Regions from separate parts of the Homo sapiens genome. Here region 1 is linked to region 2. The links are chromatin contacts, found by Hi-C or POLR2A ChIA-PET in ENCODE. All regions are on one chromosome and are shown on one strand. The core of a region is the stretch at or near the end of the contact, and the rest is flanking DNA. Distances in the headings are between cores, read along the strand shown. Region 1 overlaps CUX1 (cut like homeobox 1). Region 2 overlaps CUX1 (cut like homeobox 1).

Region 1 (5,916 bases), core at 2,987-5,486, 280 kb after region 2:
CTGAGTCTCCGTTTCCCCGCCTGTAAACTGGGGGGTTGGTGCGAAAGTTATTATGAGCAAATAACTTAGAGCAAAGCTGGACATGTAATAAGACTAAGTAAACCTTAGCAGTAATTCTAGTTGTAGTTGGCACCATTATCTCTGATCCCTCAGTTTTGGGTTTTTTTTTTTTTTCTTTTTTTTTCTAAGACAAGGTCTCTCTCTGTTGCCCAGGCTGGAGTGCAGTGGCGCAGTCTTGGCTCACTGCAGCCTCCACCTCCCAGGCTCAAGGGATCCTCCCAGCTCAACCTCCCGAGTAGCTGGGACTGCAGGCGCACACCACCACACCTGGCTGATTTTGGTATTTTTTATAGGGACTAGGTTTTGTCGCGTTGCCCAGGCTGGTCTCAAACTCCTGGACTTAAGTGATCCTCCTGCCTCAGCCTCCCAGAGTGCTGGGATTACAGGCATGAGCCACCACGCCTAGCCTGATCCCTCAATTTCTAGCACATAATTTCATCACTAGTTCACTTACAAACCTCAGTTTTCCCATGTGTAAAATAGGAATTAAGTGATCACAAGGCCGCTCTATGGAGCCCTCATCCTAAGGTTACAATGAGTACATATCAGTTGTAGGAGTCCTTTTATCCAACAGTGACTCCGTCAAGCCCTTGCCGTATGCTAGGGCTTGTAGTGGACACCCGAAGAACCATAAGGAGTAAGATGAGGCTGGTTGCAGAGAGTACAGTCTCATCAGAAGAACTTGCTCTTGTAATAAATTCAATCATTGACAATCATTATTTCCACCCAATCTGTGAAACAGAATACCGTTATTTCTTTTTTTTGAGAGAGAGTCTTCTTCTGTCGCCCAGGCTGGAGTGTAGTGGCGTGATCTCAGCTCACTGCAACCTCCACCTCCACCTCCCGGGTTCAAGCAATTCTCGTGCCTCAGCCTCCCAACTAGCTGGAGCTGCAGGCGCATACCACCATGCCCAGCTAATTTTTGTATTATTTGTAGAGATGGGGTTTTGCCACATTGCCCAGGCTGGTCTTGAACTCCTGTCCTCAGGTTATCCACCTCCCAAAGTGCTGGGGTTACAGGCATGAGCCACTGCGGGATCTCACTCGGTCACCCAGGCTGGAATGCAGTGGAGTGATCATGGCTCGCTGTAGCCTTGACCTGGGCTCAAGCGATCCTCCTGCCTCAGCCTCCCAGGTCTTGAACTCCTGTCCTCAGGTTATCCACCTCCCAAAGTGCTGAGATTACAAGCATGAGTCATCATTCCCGGCCCTATTTTTTTATATAGATGAAGAAACAAAACCTCCATGAATGTAAACACCTTTTCCCAAAGCACAGTCAATCTAATGGCTGAGCTAAGACCTGAATTGGGCGTTCTGGCACCCCAGACTGTGGCTTTTAAATTATTCCCCAGGAATGAATCTAGATCAAGGTATTAAGACTCCCTTCTAAGAAAAGATTTTAGCCTTCTTTTTAAAATTAACATTAATTAAAACATTTGTTGCTGGGCGCAGTGGCTCACACCTGTAATCCCAGCCCTTTGGGAAGCTGAAGCAGGAGGATCACTTGAGGCCAGGAGTTTGAGACCGGCCAGGGCAAAATATCGAAACCCCATCTCTACAAAAATTTTAAAATTAGCTGGGCATGGTGGTATGTGCCTGTAGTCCCAGCTACTCAGGAGGCCGAGGCAGGAGAATTGCTTGAACCCAAGAGGCAGAGGCTGCAGTGAGTTATGATTGTGCCACTGTGCTCCAACCTGGGCAACAGAGAGAAACCCTGTCTCCAAAAAAGTAAATATGAGACTGGGTGTGGTGGCACACACCTGTAATCCTAGCACTTTGGGGGGCCGAGGCGGGCAGATCACCTGAGATCAGGAGTTTGAGACCAGCCTGGCCAATATGGCGAGAACCTGTCTCTACTAAAAATAGAAGAATTAGCTGGGTGTGATGGTGGGCGCCTATAATCCCAGCTACTCAGGAGGCTGAGGTAGGAGAATCGCTTGAACCTGGGAGACAGAGGTTGTGCAGTGAGATCGTGCCATTGCATTCCAGCCTGGGCGACAGCAAGACTCCATCTCAAAACAAAACAAAACAAAAAAAGATATGATTGAAGTGTTCCTGGATGTAGAGAAAAGATTTGCATTGAGCAGGCCATCACGTCCTTCATACTTCATGGACTCTGGAACTTAATTTTAACTGAATGTCCCCTTGGCTCTGTTACAGTTCCTTCCTCTAAGTTTAGACAAACTGGATCCAGCACCATGGCTAGGGTGGGAGGCAGCCTTCAGGACAGGGTCAGCGGCTTCCCCTGGCCCCTGGGGTCCTGCTTCATTCTGCAAAGGAAGTCGTCCATTCTGATGTGTCTACACGGGGCCCCTGAGCTCAGTGTTTTGGTTGAAAAGAATTCTGGCACTATCCTGGACTGCAGCAACCAAAACATTTCAGAAGGAAATGAATGTTTTTGCAGGTAGAGTCCGTTGTGGATCCTAGGGGCGCTTAAACACTTCATCATCGGTTAAGTGCCGTGTTTACATGGCACCGGTTCAGTCTCCCCAGAGCAGCCCCGTGGGGCTCCCCGCGGGCGTGTATTCCCACATAGCCAGTGGGTTCCAGCTGCAGCCAGTTGGGGAGCAAACATAGGAAACTGGGCCAGCGGAAAAATGGTCTGTTGGGCTTGGCTGGCAGAATGCAGCAGAGAAACGGTGGAGTCTGTAGATCTAGCAAAGGCCAAAACCCATCCATTGGGTATCCCAGTGGAATCTCCGATTCTAGAAGGTGAGCGGTCACTGAGTGAGCTGCTGGCCCAAGTTTGCAGCCATGCTGGGCTTTGCATAGTTTTGTTTGTTTGTTTGTTTTTTAGTGAGATGTAGCCCCGCTCTGTCACCCAGGGTGGAGTGCAGTGGCGCAATCTGGGCTCACTGCAACCTCCACTCCTGGGTTTAACCAATTCTCCTGTCTCAGCCTTCTGAATAGCTGGGATTACAGGTGTGCGCCACCATACCTGGCTAGTTTTTGTATTTTTGCTAGAGATGGAGTTTCACCATGTTGGTCAGGCTGGTCTCAAACTCCTGACCTCAGGTGATCTGCCCACCTCAGCCTCCCAAAGTGCTGGGATTACAGGCGTGAGCCACCGCACCCAGCCTCCCTAAAGCTTTGAAGGCCACCTCTTCCTCTCTCTGATTTCCTCTCTAGCTTTTGCCCATGTCTCTCCCAGCCATCACCCTATGGACTGACAGGCCGCTGCTTCTCATCCAGGCCCCCTGGATCGCTCCCCAAGCCCCTCTCTGTTTCTTTCTTCATTCTCCCTTATGTCCTTGTGACAGCACAACTGGGAGTGCCCACTGTGTTGAGATGGAGTGAGCCACAGTTTCAGATAAAGGAAGGATGGGCCAGGCGCAGTGGCTCACACCCATAATCCCAGCACTTTGGGAGGCCAAGGCAGGCGGATCACAAGGTCAGGAGTTCGAGACCAGCCTGGCCAAAATGGCAAAATCCTATCTCTACTAAAACTATAAAAATTTGCCTTTGCCAGGCATGGTGGCATGTGCCTGTAATCCCAACTACTCAGGAGGCTGAGACAGGAGAATCGCTTGAACCTGGGAGGGGGAGGTTGCAGTGAGCTGACGTGACACCACTGCACTCCAGCCTGGGTGACAGAGCAAGACTCCATCTCAAAAAACAAAAACAAAAAAAACAGATAGAGGGAGGATGGTCATGTCTGTGTCATTTCCAAGGTCTTACTGCTTTGGGGTTCATTTTCACCTCATTTAGTTCGTGCGAGACAGCGATGATTTTTGCTGTTTTATGAAGGAGGAGTTTGTGGCTTGAGTTGCTGGGAGTTGGCCAGTGTGGCCGAGCTCTTGTGGCCATGCCCAGCCGGGCGCAGGAGTTGAGCCCTCGACCACCCGCTGCCCGGTCCCCACTCTGGGTCCAGGGACAGCACTGAAATCCACACCTTTGACCTGTGTCACTGGAAGCACCTGTCCCAGATACATTCACTTTGACTTGCGCCTTGTAAAACCCACATTCCCTTGGCTGGTTTTACTGACCCTTTTCGTAAAAGCCCTTTAATCAGTGTCTATGGCCAGCACCCCTCAGGGTGGAAGATTAAGATGAAGACGTGATATAGCATGATTCAACCTGTGCCCAGACTGACCTCCCTACATGTCACTTCTGCCATGTCCCCTCCTTGCTCCAGAGCTGGCAGGGACTCCCCAGGGCTGCCACCACATGTCCAGGCGCCTCTGGCTACCCCTGGCAGCTGTCACTCCTCCAGCCCTGCCCCACACTCCTGCCAGCCTCTGCACCTGCCTGCATGTCCTCCGCCCTTCCCCGGCACCCACCCTGAGATGGAGCCCCCTTTCCTTCCGACAAGGTCCCGCCAGCCCTCCCGAGGCCCACCCATTCCCCCCTCCTGTGGCTCAGCCCCACGTGCCACTGTCCTGGTCCTCCTACCCTGGAGGGCTCGTGACGTTGGCCCTGCCCGGCATTATTCAGAGCGGTGCTTTCCAGACTCCCTGTGATGGACAGTTTTGTTTTGTTTTTTAAATTTCCAGTCTGTGGCAGACTGATCGTTTTATATAAAAGACATTTAAAATGTCACCGAAATGCCGAATCGCTATAAAAGTTTCTAAACACTTATTCTCGATTTCTGTAATTGCCTCACTGTGCACCAGCAACAGTTTGCAAATTGGCAACGATCCCTGCAGCTCACGCTGCACAGAACGGGCCTGGACAGCCTGTGCCTGGTAAATAAGCCGACAGGAGATGCTCGCTCCAGCCCCCCAGGGCCACGCGCACAGCTGTCAGAGGTCAGGAGAACCGAAACACCTCTTTTACAACCTCATACAAATCAAAGAAGCAGGAAGGAGTACCCTCTTTGCACACAAAACTTTACAGACTTAAATGGTAAAGGCCTCATTTTCCCCGAGGGAGATATAAAACATTATTTCCCTGAGTGAATGCCTGCCTGTCCCCAAATTTGAAAATCCGTGGTGAGCACACGGTGCATGGGATGGCCCAGCTGTACCTGCCAGCTGGGGCCACGGTGCCACCCTTTCCCCACAATACAAGCAAGATCAGGACGTGAAACTGAGCACTTCAGAGGGGGGACAGCGGCAAGGACAGTGGCTTTCTGTGTTACAGCATGAGCTGCCCCCAGGATTCGGCTGTCATAGACACCATGCAGCTCTGCCCTCTCCACCCCTGTCCCCGTCTGTCATGCCCAGAATTGCATCTGCCCTGCAGAAAATATTTCAGAATCTTTCAGGAGCCAGGATTCCTTTTTTTTTTTTTTTTTTTTTTTTTTTGCTTTGACACAGAGTCGCTCTGTCACCCAGGCTGGAGGTCAGTGGTGCAATCATGGCCCACTGCAGCCTCAACCTCCTCAAGCTCAAGCAATCCTCCCGCCCCAGCCTCCTGAGTAGCTGGGACTATAGGCATGCACCACAATGCCTTGCTAATTTTTGTATTTTTTTGTAGAGATGGGTTTTCGCCATGTGGCCCAAGCTGGTCTCGAACTCTTGAGCTCGGGTGATCCACCCACCTCTGCCTCCCAAAGTGCTTGGATTACAGGTGTGAGCCACAGCACCTGGCCCCGTGATTACTTTTAAAGGTTGAAAAAAGTACTACTTGAGTCATTGAGAAGTAGAATTACAGATTTGACTTTTTCCTTTTTTTTTTTTTAATACCTTAGCTTTTTTCTATTTTGCGTATTTTCCACAATGAGCATTTAGTGAGGTTAAGGGGTGGGTAGCCAGGTTTTTTTCACATCAATTATCCTAAGAGTTCTTCAACAAAGGAACACCAAATATACATTTTCCACATCTTTTAATTCTTTTATTAAATAAAATACTGGCCGGGCACAGTGGCTCATGCCTATAATCCCAGCACTTTGGGAGGCCAAGGTGGGTGGATCAC
Region 2 (5,804 bases), core at 1,980-4,479:
TGCACCACCACGCCTGGCTAATTTTTGTATTTTTAGTAGAGACGGGGTTTCGCCATTTTGGCCAGGCTGGTCTTGAACTCCTGACCTCAAACACTGGGTATTTTGGAAATCATGTGGGAAGTGCTTTTCCTAGAGTTTTGTAGCTCCTCAAAAAGGCAGAACTAATCAACCAGGCTTCCCCATTGTAGCCACAGTTGGATCCCAATGGTAAGGGCCATTGGGAAACCAATGGTCTGGGTGAGTCTGGCCTGGGACCCTGGCATGGGGAAGAGACTGGACTTGAAGGCTTTGGATGGGCAGCTTGGTCTGGACAGTATTGGAAATAAAGGAACTTGAGACTTTGAAATTGCTGTGATGGGGGTGTTCTCACCTGTCCATAGGGGTGGGATGTCAGTAAGCTTTGCCGGTGTCTGTCCCATAGATAGACTCAGCTCTGCATTGCAGCCCCAAAAGGAGCCTGCATTCTTAAAAGAATTTTAGGGGAAGAAAGATTTAAGAGAGCACCTGAAGTCCTGAATCCCTTCAGAAGGAATTCATGGCTGCCTGTAGTCAGCTGCCAGTCCAACCTTGCCCTCCAAAAGAAGTCACAGAGATTGAGTTTTCAGCGAGGCAGGGAGAAGTTGTCACATTTGCCTAATTCTTGTAGAGGTGAGAGTGGGAGTAAACTGGAAGGGGGCGGATTATTGGTGATTTGGGGGCCACGTTTCCTTGTATCACCTGTAAAGTTTTTTTTTTGTTTTTGTTTTTTTTTTTTTTTTTTGGAGACAGGGTCTTACTCTGTCATGCAGGCTGGAGTGCAGCGGCACAATCACGGCTAATTGCGGCCTCAACCTCCCCAGACTCCCAAGTAGCTGGGACTATAGGCATGCACCACTGCACTTGGCGTATTTATTTATTTATTTATTATTTTTTCGAAGAGACAGGGTCTCCTTATGTTGCCCAGGCTGTTCTCAAACTCCTGAAGCAATCCGCCCACCTCAGCCTCCCAAAGTGCTGGGATTACAGGTGTGAGCCACCATGCCTGGCTCACCCATAAAATTAAAATGAAAAGAGCAGACCACAGCCAGCAGTCTTCCGACCTCCAGCTCTTGCAGGTCGTGGGCAGCCTTGCCCCAGGTGCAGCAGGTAGGCCAGGAAGCAGGTGTGGGAACAGAGCAACAGCAGGCACCGTGGGGACATGCACAGTAAGCGTCGAATCGGTGTGCGTTTGCAGAAACGTGAATGGGTGAATGAAGGGGTGTATGAAGGTATACACAGGAACGCCACAGTCAGCTTTGTGTAAAGTAGACCAGTGAACAGATTGCTGGTATTGCTTCTGACAGCTCTGCTCCTCAGGGGAAAATGGTGAACTCACTTTAGAACTCGCCTTTGTCAGCTCCAACTAGACTCTGGAAGGAACACAAATGCTCAGACTTTCCCATGACAGACTGTGAAGCAAAGCCAGTTACACAGCTACCGTCACTAATATTTTTGGTATAAAGCAGTTGCTAAAATTAATTCCAGTCTGAAACTTGATGAATTCTCAGTCATGGAATTAACAGGTCTTAAATGGGAAAAATAAAAAATTAGCTTGATTAAAAATAAATGTTTGTGCTGAAATGTGGAGCCTGTCTGTCCCTAACAAACTAAATATGAAGTTTTTCATCTTAGAGGATTTGTTTGCCTTTGAGTATTCATAGGGAAAGTGCACGTTTGTACCAGAAATTTAGAGACGCACTCCCAGTAAGTTCTTACGAGCAGTCAGTATTATCCTTTTTGTATAAGGCAAGCAGTCAGTCCCTATGAAGAGTAAGATACAAGCCTGGCTCAGCAGTGGCCCCCCTGAGCCTATCTGATGTGCAGAAAAGTCACGCACACACAACTGTCTTGAAGGGCAGCCTCCTTTCAGCCAGCACCCATTTACTCCCTCTTATTAGGCCTTCCTCTGAATTTATATCAAGCAAACTATTTAGGACGCATCTGCGAAGCAGGAAGTGTGTTTCATTTTGTTTTTAATGAGGTTTCAAACTCTCTCTTCCCATCTCTGTCCCTGGATGACAGCGCAGAGTTTTACGTCATTTGCTATTAGACATCTTGTGGCTTGACATCCTCGAAGGCTCAGCCACCCCTGGGTGTGTTTGGTTAATACAGCAAGTGAAGCCTGGGCAACATATCGAGGCCTCATTTCTACAGAAATTTTTAAAAAGTAGCTGGGCATGGTGGCATGCACCTGTCGTGTCAGCTACTTGAAAGGCTGAGGTGGAAGGATTGCTTGAGCCCAGGAGTTCAAGCCCGCAGTGAGCTATGATCGTGCCACTGTACTCCAGCCTGAGTGAAGGGCGAGATGTTGTCTCTTAAAAAAAAAAAATAATAATAATAAAATAAAGAAAAGAAAAAAGTAGAGGTTCTGTGCTTAGTTAGAAGATATCTAACAACACAATTGGTTAGACTTTCATAATTATTTCTGCTGATGTAAGTATCACAGCGCAGGTCATGGGCAACAGTTTACTGTTTTCACACCCAGCTTCAATGTTAAATGAACCCCAGACTATAGCGTGACCAGTCTGATATTATCATCCCCAAATCTTTATAGTTTCAGCTCTTGGGATGGATGACTGAATAACCATTTTTTTTCCAGTGTGGTAGTCTTAGGGTTTTGCTTATTGGTGTGTGTGTTTCAAGAGGAACCTCTGTTCCTTGGACTTGATGTGAGTGGCAAGTCATGTAAAAAGCTGGATTTTATCAATAGTTTTTGTCTAAAAACCAAAACCAAAAAATTCTTCCCCTGCAGTACCAGTGCTTGAAATAAACCACCCTCCTACCCCCACCCAGCTTGCCTGCGTGGATCCAGTAGCACCCCCGGTACCCCGGTGGGCCTTTTTGGCAGCCCCGAGGGGTCAGGGATCTAGGGGGAAGAGTCACCGCAGGGAGCGCAGATGTACTTGGAGTGGGGAATGGTTGGGGGGGACCCATTCCCCTGCTTTAAACCGCAAATGTCTTTTGATATCTAGTAAAATTGGCAAGCAGAATGATTGAAAACATGTGAGAGGTAACTGGATCTAAGTCTCAAGTAGTACATATTTGAGAAGTTTTCCCCAATGTAAAAGTCACTCTTTAAGAGCCTTAAACTAATAAAAACAAGGAAATTCCATGTTACGGCTGCCACTCGGCCTTTTCATTTTTATTCCAGAAGTCAGATCTGACAGGTCAGCAGCTCACTGGCTCTGGGCTCCCCGTGTTTAAAGCAGTGGGGACGAGGAGAAGAACTGGCAGCCGCCGGGACGGGGAAGTCTCCAATGCCATTCAGTGCCAGGCTCGTAATTCCCTCTTAGTTTATCCTATTTTCTCTTCTTGGGGCGGCTTCCTGTATGTACTTTATTCACTGAAGCTGCTTCAGGATTCCTTCAGAGACTATTCTTGTTTCTTTCCATTTCTGTGTCTTTTTTTTTTTTTTTTTTTTTTTGAGACAGAGTCTTGCCCTGTGGCCTGGGCTGGAGTGCAGCGGCGCGACCTTGGCTCACTGCAACCTCCGCCTCCCGGGTTCAAGTGATTCTCCTGCGTCAGCCTCCTGAGTAGCTGGGATTACAGGCACGCACCACCACACCTGGCTAATATTTATATTTTTAGTAGAGACAGGGTTTTGCCATGTTGGCCAGGCCAGTCTCGAACTCCTGACCACAGGTGATCTGCCTGCTTCGGCCCCCCACAGTGCTGGGATTACAAAGCATAAGCCACCGCACCCGGCTAATTTCCTTTATAGTTACACTAGCTTGGAAGAATAACATACTGAGTGGCGTGGAAGGCGTTGGTGCACATAGGTGCAGCATCCCAGAGCCCCGTCCACTGGCGGCTATTTGTGCATGGCTGCCTGTGGCTTCTTATCTGTGATGGAACCTCGTGGGCAGAGAAGTGGCTGGAGAGCATCACCAAGGCTGCCTGGTCCAAGTTGCTTCCTGTTGCTGCATGGGCAGTGTTCTGGGGTCCAGACCCTGGGTGGTAGTGATAAGATGGTGATGGGGTGGAGTGGGTCCTTATAGATCCCACATTACTGAGCGGCCTTTTGCCCTTCAAACCAGATCACAATCCCCTCCCTGCCAGTTGGTCCTCAAGAAATCACAGGAGGCTGGGCGCAGTGGCTCACGCCTGTAATCCCAGCACTTTGGGAGGCCAAAGCAGGTGGATCACTTGAGGTCAGGAGTTCGAGACCAGCCTGGTCAACATGGCAAAACCCGGTCTCTACTAAAAATACAAAAAAAATTAGCCAGGTGTGGTGGTGCACTCTTGTGATCCCAGCTACTCGGGAGGCTGAGACAGGAGAATCTCTTGAACCCAGGAGGCAGAGGTTGCAGTGAGTCAAGATTGGATTGTGCCACTGCACTCCAGTCTGAGTGATTCTGTCTCAAAAAAATAAAAAAATAAAGAAGTCACAGGAGGCCCAGCATACAGAGAACATCAGGTATAGAGAGATGTCCTTCCTGGGCCAAAACAGGTGGTGTCATTTTGCTGAGTTTGATAGAGAAAAAGTCCTGATGTCTGTGTACATAAGAACTCACGTCTAGAGTTCGAGAAAAACCGGTGATGAGAACTTGAACTTGGAGGAGTCACAGGGGGATCAGGAAAGCTTGGTAATTGGCATGAATTTCCTACCTCCAGGGGCCTGGCACAGAGACCTAGGATGAAGAGGGGGCCATCGAGCATGGTGTGAACTTGGAGAGTGTGGGGAGCTGCCCCAGCCGAGGGCACTGGATGGGAATTCATGCCAGAACCCCATCACATAGCGGCAGGAGCTGTAATTGTGCTTCTTAATTGTGTATCTTCATTTAGTGCGAGTTTAGGTGGTTAGCAATAGCTCTTTAGCTAGCTTTACAGAGTCTAAGTTAAAGAGCCCCTCAGCTATCTTGTAGAAAGCGCCCTGGACAGGATGGGGTGATGCTGACAGCTGGAGTCACTGTTCCAGCGCCCAGAATGGGGAGACTAGCAGCACTTCTGGGCAGCCCATGAAGCAGCCTCTTCCCTCTGCCGGTGTCCCTCATGTCCAGCAGAGCTAGAAGTGAAACTCACTGAGGATTGACGCGGCCCCTTTAAAATCGCATCTCCGCTCTTGGCACCAGGAGCTGTCATGTAGTGTAACCTGTTGGTGCCCAGAACCCAGGTTTCCTGGTGGCAGCCAGCGGTACCGGTGCCAGGAGGCAGCGAAGGAATCACTTGCGACGCCCGCTCTCTCTGCCATACGAGTGTCGTTCTGCGGGGCCATCTGGCTGGCAGCAGCTCTCAGCCAATGGCAGGATGTTGTAAACCTCACTCGCTGAATGCGGCACCGAAAATCTTGAAAATTAACTGCAAAAATAAAATCAAAGCTGGCTCCGAGATGGTATTTCTTGGCCTGGCATAAGCTCTCCGGATGAACTTGCTCTGCCTTGTTGATAGATGCCTCTTACTAGTTTGGTTTTTTCCCAGGAGCCAGTTGGCATCTTTTAACTTTTCCTTGTAAAATCCAGGCAGAAACATTTTGAGAGCTTTCTGGAGTTTTTATTTGCTAATTAAAATGTGAGAAGGGAACACAGCCACAGGTAGAGGTCTAGTGCAAGCCACAGCTGTGATTCAGAAGAAGAAAAAAAAAAGCCAAACCTGACAGTTTCAAAATGAAGTTATTAGCACTTCACCTATAACTGTGATAGCTTTTAACTTGCAGGATCCTTCTCTTAGGCACCACCTCCCATCCGAACCCCAGAGCATATGGGAAAAGGAGCTAATGTGTGTAAGTTGCAGGATACTTAATCACTGAAGAATCTAACAATGATAACTACTATCTCTCTGGAACTTTT

Evidence for each region. Hi-C counts contacts between places; a loop is a spot of excess contacts on that map. ChIA-PET counts read pairs that join two places held with the same protein, here RNA polymerase II (POLR2A). Pooled maps may share reads with other maps.
Region 1: POLR2A ChIA-PET joins it to region 2 with 10 read pairs in WTC11. The contact joins two enhancer-like sites. A Hi-C loop is called at or near these places in 1 of 50 pooled maps. POLR2A ChIA-PET finds 5 or more read pairs at or near these places in 4 of 52 experiments (HEK293, OCI-LY7, PC-9 and 1 more).

What each region holds. Positions count from the first base shown.
Region 1 is chr7:102,171,280-102,177,195 of GRCh38, forward strand. The region is part of intron 10 of CUX1 (cut like homeobox 1); the gene reads left to right. Among named protein-coding and RNA genes, the nearest start is that of SH2B2, 110 kb to the right of the region's middle. Within about 2 kb of position 4,237, at least 4 of the 41 ENCODE cell types and tissues checked have a DNase peak (open chromatin) inside an H3K27ac peak, as active enhancers do.
Region 2 is chr7:101,895,167-101,900,970 of GRCh38, forward strand. The region is part of intron 1 of CUX1 (cut like homeobox 1); the gene reads left to right. Among named protein-coding and RNA genes, the nearest start is that of CUX1, 80 kb to the left of the region's middle. RefSeq lists enhancers at 646-1,146, 1,147-1,647, 5,175-5,674. Within about 2 kb of position 3,230, at least 4 of the 41 ENCODE cell types and tissues checked have a DNase peak (open chromatin) inside an H3K27ac peak, as active enhancers do.